Regions from separate parts of the Homo sapiens genome. Here region 1 is linked to region 2. The links are chromatin loops, found by intact Hi-C in ENCODE. Cell type or tissue: heart right ventricle. All regions are shown on one strand. Links, peaks and the distances in the headings refer to the core of each region. The heading gives the core; the rest is flanking DNA.

Region 1 (5,377 bases), core at 150-5,149, 68 kb after region 2:
GCACGCGCCACTACATCTGGGTAATTTTTGTATTTTTTGTAGAGATGGGGTTGTAATTTTTGTATTTTTTGTAGAATTGATGTTAACCCATCAATTCTACTTCTAGAAATAAACCCTGCATAAAGAGCTGTACGCCAGTCTGGGCAACATGGTGAAACCCCATATTTAATTAATAAGGAAAATTATCTTTAATTTTCCTAAATACTGTGGGGATTTATTTTTAAGTTAAAAAAAATCTTAGCCACAGAGGCCCATTACAAAAAAAAATTGAAAACTACAGAAAGCTACAGAGGGGCCAGGCGCAGCGGCTCACACCTATAATCCCAGCACTTTGGGAGGCCGAGGCAGGCAGATCACAAGGTCAAGAAATCGAGACCATCCTGGCCAACATGGTGAAACCACGTCTCTGCTAAAAATACAAAAATTAGCTGAGCGTAGTGGCATGCCCTGTAATCCCAGCTACTCGGGAGGCTGAGGCAGGAGAATTGCTTGAACCCGGGAGGTGGAGGTTGCAGTGAGCCGAGATCGTGCCACTGCACTCCAGCCTGGCGACAGAGCAAGACTCTGTCTCAAAAAAGAAGAAAAAAAAAAAGAAAAGAAAGAAAGCTACAGAGGGGGGAAAAATATCACTCACAGTGTCTCTGTCCAGCAACCACAATTGTTTACTTTTTGGCATGTTTTCTTCCATTATTTTTTTATGCCTGCTCCTGTTACAGTGGTCAGAGACTGGGTCTCCCTATATCACCCAGGCTGGTCTCAAAACTCCTGGCCTCAAGTGATCCCCCTGCCTCAGCCTCCCAAGTACTGAGACTGTAGGCGTGAGCCACCATGCCCAGCTTGCATACACAATTTTCTATCTAGGACTTCATTACTTAATGTTATAAGCATTTTCCCATGTCAATAAAATTTTTTATAAACATTCTTTTTATGATTTCATGGTAGGCAGTACATGTACATACCATAATTTTCTTATCTGTTCCTCTGTTGTTGGGCTTTTAAGTTGCCTACATCTTTTTCCTGTACGATAACACCTCAGTGAATATCTTCTTGCATAAATCTTTGTCTGAAATCCATTAACTTCCTTAAGCTAGATTCCAAAAAGGAGAAGTACTGGGTCTAGAGGCAGGGAATTTATTTTTTTAAGTTGAATTTCGAATTGTTGTTATGTAAACATGGCACACAATTCCAAAGGTACTAAAGGTTACACAATAAGAATAATAATTCTCCTGCTTGGTCGTTTAGCAGTGATTCCTTCTTTTTTTTTTGCTTTTTTCTTTCTTTTTTTTTTTTTTCACTTAAAGGCTAGTGTGATAGTTAGGTTTTTCTTCTTAAAGGCAATGTGGTTGCCTGTTTTCTTCATGTGTATATTTCTTATGGGGGAATCTATATATTTAAATATATATATTTTAAAATATAGATCCCTTTTTCATATAGAAACAGTAGCACATCAGATACTTTTGCACTTTCCTCTTTTTGCTTAATATTTCTTGATGATTGCTCTATACATAAAATAGAGAACTGCCTTATTTTCTTAAAATATTGCATAGAATTCCTTTAAATGGAAGTGCCAGATTAAATTAATCAATTCTATTGATACATTTCTGGGTTGTTTTTCATCCTTCGCTCCTGAAACAGTGCAGTCATGAACGTCCTTACGTGTGTATGCCATTTTGTATATGTGCAAGCACACCCATCTCTACAATGGATTCCCTTAAAAGGAATTGCTGGGTCCCAGGGATTTTACATGTGGAAAACTATTGCTATCTCCACAGAGGGTGGCCATTTCCCGAGTAGAGGATACGCACAGTTTTTAAAGCTCTCGATAGAAATGGCACTACTGCTTTCCAGAAAAGTGTTCGTTACCTGTTTACACTCTCATTCGCGCGCTGCTCCCTCCTCCCACGGACCTGCCTGGCTGACAAGTTAAAACACACACACACACACACACACACACACACACACACAAAACGGTATGGAGATGTCTGCAGGGTTTATTCTCAATAGTCATTATTTCAAAAGGATCTGTGAAAGATTAGCAAAGGTTTGCAAATATTTAACTTTTAGACCCTTTCTAATACAAAAATATTTAAAACCCAGGATCTGAATTTCCTAGCCCTCGTTTTTTCCACGCGTGACCTTGGCAAATGACTTCTCCTTTCCAAGCCTGTCATGTCTTACAATTGTCGTGGGGAGGAAGTGAGATATGACACTCAGTGAAGTGCTTGGCACACAGCAAGGACTCAAAAGTTGGTCGCTGGGAAGAAATGGTGGTGAAGGAAAAAGCGCCAGCCCTCCGAGTCGTCCCAGCGGTCAGAGGAAGGGAGCCAGCCTCCCAGGCTCCAAAAATTGGGCTGGGCGGTGCCGGCGGCTTTTGTTCTTTCCCTCGAATTCTCTCGCTGGTCTTTCCTTCCTTGAAGAGGAAAACGGAAACCTGCGACCAGCTCCCGGAGAGAAACACCCAGACCAAGACTGGCCCTTAACCGGGGATGGGGCCTAGGGGCTGGGTCCTCTCCCGAGTCACTGAATCCACTTCGGGGAAGCCCTAGCAGACTTTGGTCCGCACCCGGAGTGGAGGACCAGGTTCCTGCCGCGGGCGTCCCCAGCCTGCTCCGAGACCCGGAGTGCCAAGTGCTTCCATCCCTAGTCGTTTCTTACTCAATCCTAGTTCTTCCTGAAGCTAACGGCAGGCACTGGCCGCGGCGCCTCCCGGGCGGGCACCTCCCAGCGACCTGGGTGGGCGCGGCCGCGTGCGCCCGGGGGTCTGGGCTTCTCCGCCACTCGCGAACGCGACCTCGTGCGGTTTCCCGCAGCCCTGGCTCCCCGCCAGCCAGAGACCCCACCCGCTCCCAGGTCCCCGCGAGCTGCCGGGAGGGGACGTCGCGGCACGTGTCAGTACTGCGGTCGGGCTTGCACCTCCGCCCGGATGCGGATTGGCCCTGGCGGGCTCCGCACCGCCAGTGAGCCCGGCCTTCTCTTCTCCTAGCACAGAGCTGCTGCCCTGAAAAATCAGCTGTTAGAGACGCCATTTCGGTCCCCACCCTTGTCTCAGCCAAGGAAGAGCCAATCACAACGCTTGTGTGTCGCTGTGCAAGCCGCAGGTGGGGTGGGAGAGCAGATCCGTGGAGCGCAGCGAAGCCATTTTCTGGAGGATTCGCAGTCATGTCCACTGCTGCTGGATAACTTCCACTGATGGTGGGATAATCACCATGTTTAATTTCAGCCATTCCCTCCCCGCCAACTCCCTCTCACACCGTGGCCTTTCCTTTCCCCAAGCGATGTGGGGTCTAGTCTTGACCCTGAACCTAACCCACTCTGTGACCCAGCCTCAGGCCTCGGTCTTTTCAGCTACAAAAATGCAAGGAAGGAATAAAATTAGACAATGGCAAATATTGGTGAGGTTATGGGGAAATGCATTCTCTGGATTTGTCTTTAAACTGGAAATATTCATGACATGTGCCAGATAATCCTATGTCTTGGTCTCTACCCTAGAAAAATATTTGCACATGTACTCAGGAAGGCTGTCTCTTGCGGGACCATATCTAATAACAAACCACTGAAAAGAGCTCAAGGGCTGTCCATAGGGAATGAATGAATACAATGGGGTCTATCTACATAACGGGTCACTGCATCACAGAAGGAATAAGCCAGATCTATGCATGCAGAGAAATGGATAGAGCTCTAAAATATATTAAGTAAAAGTAGAAAGTTGCACAATAATGCATACAATATAATACAATTTTTGTAACATGTTAAGCAGAACTGTGGATTTTCTGTGATTACATTCAAACAGAACATAAAAGCATTTTTTAAAAAATAACTGAAAAATTATTTTCAATTCAGTTCTTTTCAGTTCAGTTCCAGTTCACTCCTAATTCATCTGAGTGGCTGTCTCTGGAGAGAGGGGCGGGGAGTTGGGATAGCAAGTGGAGATGAGAGGCAACTTCAGCTTTCTTTGTAATATTCTAATTTTATTTTTTAAAATGAGAGCCGGGTGCAGTGACTCACCCCTGTAATCCCAGCACTTTGGGAGGCCAAGGCAGGCAGATCACGAGGTCAGGCGTTCAAGACCAACCTGGCTAACATAGTGAAACCCCATCTCTACTAAAAATACAAAAATTAGCCGGGCGTGGTGGCGCCTGTAGTCCCAGTCACTCGGGAGGCTGAGGCAAGATAATCGCTTGAACCCAGGAGGCGGGGGTTGCAGTGAGCTGAGATCGCGCCACTGCCATCCAGCCTGGGTGACGCAGCGAGACTCTGTCTCAATAAATAAATAAATAAATAAATAAATAAAATAAAAATGGCAGTACATTAATATATTACTTAAGGAATTTTAAGCTGCATGTTCATGAAATACTGGAGACAAGTATGTCAAAATGTAAACAGTGGTTTAATTCCAGGTGATAGGAAATATGAATAATTGTTATTTTCTTCTTTGTACTTTTTGGGTTTTTAGTTTTTCAACATGCAGGGAAGGGATTCAAGAGTGACTGTGTGACCCATCAGGTCCCTCAGCTCAAAGAACCTGCAATGTTGTGATTCTAGATGGTCATCCTTAAAGTCCTAGCTCCCCGCCCAACCCCAAAGGGCTTACACATTTTGCAGGGCAGGGGAGCCTCAACACTGGCGCTCCACTGGGGAAAGTTCTTGGCTTCCACCAGGAAAGAATTCAAGGGTGAACTAGTGGTAGAAGAAAACAGCTTTATTGAGGCAGCAGTGTTACAGCTCCGTGACTGTTCCCACTGAGGAGAGAGTGGAGTCTAGCAGCTCAGGGGCAGTTCTGCAGTTTCATTTATATCCACTTTTAATTACATGCAAATTAAGGGGCAGGTTATTCAGAAATTTGTTTTTATTTGAGACACAGTCTCACTCTGTCGCCCAGGCTGGAGTACAGTGGTACAATCTCGGCTCACTGCAACCTCCACCTCCCGGGTTTAAGTGATTCTCCTGCCTCAACCTCCAGAGGTGCTGGGATTACAGGTGTGTGCCATCATGCCTGGCTAATTTGTGTATTTTTAGTAGAGATGGGGTTTCATCATGCTGGCCACGCTGGTCTCGAACTCCTGACCTCGTGATCCGCCTGCCTCAGCCTCCCAAAGTGCTGGGATTACAGGTGTGAGTCACCGCGCCTGGCCGGTTATCCAGAAATTTCTAGAAAAAGGTGGTAACTTCCAGGTTGTTGCTAGGGAATGGGTAAACTGTCATGGCACTGGTAGGCACGTCAGCCAGTCTTAAATCTCATTCAGTGTCGAGTCCTGCCTCCTACCTCACAAGGAATGGCCTTGGTGCTGCTGCCCCAGATCCCCTCCCCTGTCTCAAATCCAGGGTTAACATCCCTCAACTTGAAACCTGCTGGAGGGACAGGGCAAACTACTTGCAG
Region 2 (5,377 bases), core at 86-5,085:
ATAATTTCTTATCTTTCAAAGTTAAATAGAATGATGTTAGGATTGTTGAGACCAGACAAGTGGCAGCTGACAACCAGGAGACTGTGTGTTGTTATCATCGTTCTGCTTGTGACTCTGAGCAGCTCACTTAATCTCTCCGGACCTTGGTGTCTTCCCTGGTAAAGCACGTGTATGTACGCGGAGAAGGGGAAAACGATTGTGGAGGGGATTGACGGAAATGCTCCCTTAGGTCTCTTCTTACCCAGACATGCTTTGACTGGAACTCCTGAATCCCTCCCAGAGCATCTTAAAGGAAGCAGAATAATTTAATCATTAACATGTGGACCCCAGACTCAGTGTGTATCCATTTAGATGCTTTTGGTTACAACCAAAAGAAATCTAACTTCAGTTGGTTTAACCAAGAAAGGGAACTTACTGACTCATGTAACTAGAAAGTCTAGGAGTGGGTCAGGTTTCAGGTATGGTCTAATCTGTGGATTCTTAATGTCTTCACAAATGGGCCTCTATTTCTCTGTGATTCTTCTGGTTTTCCCATCCACCATGGGTATCTTCATCCTCAAGGTGGCAAAAGTGGCTGCTGTGGTTCAAGGCCACTTGACAGGTGACATCTGCACATCACACTAGTCCAACACAGGAAATAACTTTTCTCCCCTCAACCGTCATACCAAAGTCCCGGGTTTTACGCCTATTGGACCAACCTAATGCCATACGCGCACTTTTCATCCAAATACTGACCGGAGAATAAGAAGGACTGATTGGCTCCGGTTAATTAAGGCTCAACTCCGGAGGTTAAGGAGGGGTCAGCCCCACCCAAATCACAAGGCAAGGGACACTGGGAAGTTTGACATTCTCATGTTACAACCACATTGTCCATGATCGAATTCTGGCTCTGCTCGCCATATGTTATTGGGTAAATTGCCTTTGTCAAGCATCTGTTTCCTCATCTGTAAAATGAGATAATAATACGTATCTCAGAGGACTGTTGAAAGAATTAAATAAAATAATATGTGAAAAGCACTAAACATAGTTCCTGGCACAGAGTAAGTATGATGATGATGGTGGTGTTGGAGATGATGAAACTGAAGAGGGTTAGGGGAGCACTGGCACCAGTTTAGGAAGCAGCTGAGCCGTAGGAATGTTATCTAGTCAGGAGTGTGCATGCCTGTCATGCTGAAAGCATCTGTTTGATCTACTGCCCACATCATACTTTTCCCTACCTCTGCTTTTTTTCCTCTTAGGATTTTTTCTATAAGTGCTTTCTTCCTCCTCCCCTGCCTCTCAACTTCCTCATCTTTAAAGGCCCAGCATAAGTGCTACCCCATATTCAGTAGTTTAAAAGCTGGGTGTGGTGGCTCTTACCTGTAATCCCAGCTACTTGGGAGGCCTAGGCAGGTGTATTGTTTGAGCCCAGGAGTTTGAGACCAGCCTGGACAACATAGCAAGACCCTGTCTCTCAAAAAAATCAAACGGTTTTAAGAAAAAGCTTAGTTCAGTAACTTTGCATCTGTATAACTGAATCTCCCCCTGAGCAGGATCAGTAATGGTTAAGAACTTAGCTTCCGGATTAGGCAGAGATGGGTTTGCCACTGGGTAACTTGGGAAGGTTATTCAACCTCTTTATGCCTTAGTTTCCTCATCTGTAAAACAGGGTCTTTTGTTTGTTTGTTTGTTTTTTGAGACAGGGTCTCACTCTGTCACCCAGGCTGGAGTGCAGTGGTGCAATCTCGGCTCACTGCAACCTCTGCCTCCCAGGTTCAAGCGATTCTCTTGCCTCAGCTTCCTGAGTAGCTGGGACTATAGGTGCCTGCCACTGCACCCGGCTAATTTTTGTATTTTTAGTAGAGACGGGGTTTCGCCATGTTGGCCAGGCTGGTCTTGAACTCCTGACCTCAGGTGATCTGCCCGCCTCGACCTCCCAAAGTGCTTGGATTACAGGCGTGAGCCACCGTGCCTGGCCAAAACAAGGTCTTAATAGTACCTACCTCAGGCCAGGCGCGGTGGCTCACGCCTGTAATCCCAGCACTTTGGGAGGCCAAAGTGGGTAGATCACGAGGTCAGGAGATCAAGACCATCCTGGCCAACATGGCGAAACCCCGTCTCTACTAAAAATTAAACAAAAAATTAGCTGGGCATGGTGGCACGTGCCTGTAATCCCAGCTACTCAGGAGGCTGAGGCAGGAGAATCGCTTGAACCAGGGAGTCGGAGGTTGCAGCGAGCAAGATCATGCCACTGCACTCCAGCCTAGCAACAGAGCGAGACTCCGTCTCAAAAAAAAAAGTACCTACCTCAGAGAGTGGTTGAGACAATGAAATGATGCAATGTGTATAGTGTCTATAAAGAGGTCAGTACAGTGCTAACCGTAAATAATGGATCTTAGTGGTTACTATTAGCCTCAGGAGAGCAAGGTCTGTGTGACAGTCTCTGCAGCAGTAGCTGCTGGATAAACATACGTTAATGGGCTGTAAGGAGTATGGATGGCTCTCTTTCGTCTTCCAGCCATCTCCTCACCCTAGCAAAATAAAAAACAACCCCCAACCTTGGCAAAGGCAATGTAGCAAAGTAGTAGGTGCAAGATTTAATGAGCGACGGCAGGGAGGATGAGGTGCTAAGGAGGGGTGGACAGGGTAACAGATAACACATTTCAGCAACAGGAAGCCGAGAGGAAACCAGCAAGCGGCTGCTGTTCTGTGTTCCCCCATCCAGCCAGCAAGTTCAGCTCCGGCAAGTCATTTGATTCACCCGGTGATGAAATGGGGGTCAACCAGTCTGTGGGCTTTCCACCTGTCACAGGACCCCACCTCGTAGGCTGTGGGGATGTGATGGAGGGTCAGAATCTCCAGGTAAGTGTCCCCAGCTCCCTTTCTTCTGTTTGCACTGCTTCTGCCGGCACCGTGACTTACTGATCACAAGTCTGATCCTGTATTCCCACGGTGGGGAAAATGAATTAGAGCGGGTCTGGATTTGGTTATCAAGCCCCCAGGTCTGTCTTCCTGAGCTTTTTCTTCCTCTTTCCAAACATTAGAAACATCCCAATAGACAGAGATAATGCGTTCATTTTCCACCTAGGAGGAAAGGGGGGACTCTAGCTTTAGAGGCAGCTCGCAGATCCTCTCACCTTTCTTGAGGGCAGATGCCTGATCTTGGAAGGGTTTTAATCGTATCATAATCTGAGTGTGTGAGAGAAAGAGCCATGGGCGTGTGCCTTTGGCCTTGGACTCCCTGACCTGGGTAGGGGGACAGCTTCCTTTTCTCTCTCCTGCCTTGATCTGTTTTCCCCTCCTGCTTTGACTTCTGGACTGGTCCTCTATCTTATATATATGTATATATAGTAGAGACGAGGCCTTGCTATGTTGCCCAGGCTGATGTCTAACTCCTGGCCTCAAGCGACTCTCCTACCTCGGCTTCCCAAAGTGCTGGGATTACAGGCATGAGCCACTGTGCCTGGCTTAGTTCCTAGGTCTTTCTCTGCTAGCCCTTGGACTTCCTGTCTCCCTTGAGAGGCACACACTTCCTAGTAACCCCTCACCTACTCCCATGTAAAATGAGTGTGCTGTTGCTTCCCAGGGGCTGTCCTAGAGCAGAGTGGCCTGGATGAGCTACCAAGGCCACCCTGTTCAGCACGAGAACTAATCTCTAACTCCTGGGGCTCCTCTAGGCCTAGGTTCAGGGCCAGATTTAAATCTTTCATTGTCCCAAGCACTCAAATATTTTTGGTGCCCCCTCCCACAATGTAATTCAAAATACAGTTGGCTATTTGAAATAACGTAAGCTTTACATATATGCTAAAAATCAAATTGCTTCTTTCCAGATTTCTGAATGTGAAATTCAGGCATGCTAATTGAAACTTCAGTTTCCCTGTTTTGGTGCCCTGTTTTGCTGGTGCCCCAAACACCTGCTGAGTGTGGCTGTTGGGAAATCTAGCCTGGGCTCCTTGCTCTGAGCAGCTGCTCTCTTCTTTCCTACAGGGGAGCTTCTTTCGACTCTTCTACCCCTGCCAAAAGGCAGAGGAGACCATGGAGCAGCCCCTGTGGATTCCCCGCTATGAGTACTGCACTGGCCTGGCCGAGTACCTGCAGTTTAATAAGCGCTGCGGGGGCTTGCTGTTCAACCTGGCGGTGGGTAAGGGCTGGCCTGACCTCTGCATGCTTTCCCAGTTGCTTGGTTATGTTCCTGGGAGATCCCCAGGTGGACGCAGTACCTTATAGCCTGCAGTGTCCAGGCTTTTGTAAGGGGCATCCATTAGCCAGTGTGGTATGGAGAGTTGGGAGAGAATTACATATGAAAGAGCTTTGGTGACTGAGTTAGACTTTCCTGGATTCAAATCCAGACTTTATAAGTTACTAGCCATGGGGTTTGGGCAAGTTACTGAACCTGTCTAAATACATGTCTTTGGGGGTTTGTAGTACGGGATGTACGTAAAGCCTCTAATGCGGTGCTTGGGACATATAATGTGTTCCATAAATGGCACTGATTGCTCCTTTGTTTAGCATGTATTAATTCCTACTCTGTGCCAGCTATTGTGTGTATCAAAGAAAGATTCTTAACTGTCAAGGAGCGTACAGTTTCCTGCAGTTTTCCCTCCAGTCACCCCTCTTCTGAGTAGGGTAACATTGAGTCATCCACTTCCCCCAAAGGTCCCACACCTAGGAATTCCACCCAGTGCCTTGGCATCTCAGCAGTTTACCCCGGGTTCAGTACTGCCACTTTGGACTTAGCTTCCCATTTTCTTTTCCTTTTTTTTTTTTTTTTTTTTTTTTTTTGGTGAGATGGAGTCTTGCTCTTGTTGCCCAGGCTGGAGTGCAATGGCACAATCTCAGCTCACTGCAACCTTCGCCTCCAGGGTGCAAGTGATTCTCCTGCCTCAGCCTCCTGAGTAGCTGGGATTATAGGAGCCCGCCACCACGCCCAGCTAATTTTTGTATTTTTAGTAGAGACGGGGTTTCACTTGGCCAGGCTGGTCTCTTGACCTCGTGATCCGCCCTCCTTGGCCTGCCAAAGTGCTGGGAATACAGGCGTGAGCCACTGCGCCTGGCTTAGCTTCCCATTTTCTGTTGTGTTCACTCTTCCTAGGGAAGAAAGGGAGAAGAAATAGGTGATTAACTGCCCTGAGCTGCTCAGGGGCCGATGGTGGTTCTCCAGAGGGGAGAAACACATGTCCCCACCCATACCTATACTCAGGCTGCCCTTGGGATAACAGCTTTGGGGCAGCCAGATATTCTATAGCCCATGTCTCTGCTAGGATCTTGTCGCCTGCCTGTTAGCTGGAATGGCCCCTTTAAGACAAAGGACTCTGGATACCCCTTGATCATCTTCTCCCATGGCCTAGGAGCCTTCAGGTAAGAGCTTCTTTCCCCCAGACCTTGCCATACTCCTTGC

Evidence for each region. Hi-C counts contacts between places; a loop is a spot of excess contacts. Peaks named below come from ENCODE experiments on the same cell type or tissue, not always from the same donor. Only the 100,000 strongest peaks of a DNase experiment are listed, where the experiment ranks them.
Region 1: it touches region 2 in a loop (2.0-fold over the local background); 8 of 110 quality-filtered maps call a loop at or near these places.

The regions. Positions count from the first base shown.
Region 1 is chr1:25,920,304-25,925,680 of GRCh38, reverse strand. No RefSeq gene overlaps it. Among named protein-coding and RNA genes, the nearest start is that of MIR3917, 17 kb to the right of the region's middle. In heart right ventricle, for the core only: a CTCF peak has its summit at 3,042; DNase peaks (open chromatin) are centred at 2,540 and 2,880; H3K4me3 peaks cover 1,450 bases; H3K27ac peaks cover 1,611 bases.
Region 2 is chr1:25,988,191-25,993,567 of GRCh38, reverse strand. PAFAH2 (platelet activating factor acetylhydrolase 2) reads left to right here. Exons shown (of 11, transcript NM_000437.4): 2 at 2,705-2,841; 3 at 3,967-4,120; 4 at 5,241-5,337. The coding sequence starts at 2,752. Among named protein-coding and RNA genes, the nearest start is that of PAFAH2, 7.2 kb to the left of the region's middle. In heart right ventricle, for the core only: no CTCF peak of the experiment used is centred there; a DNase peak (open chromatin) is centred at 2,670; H3K27ac peaks cover 1,809 bases.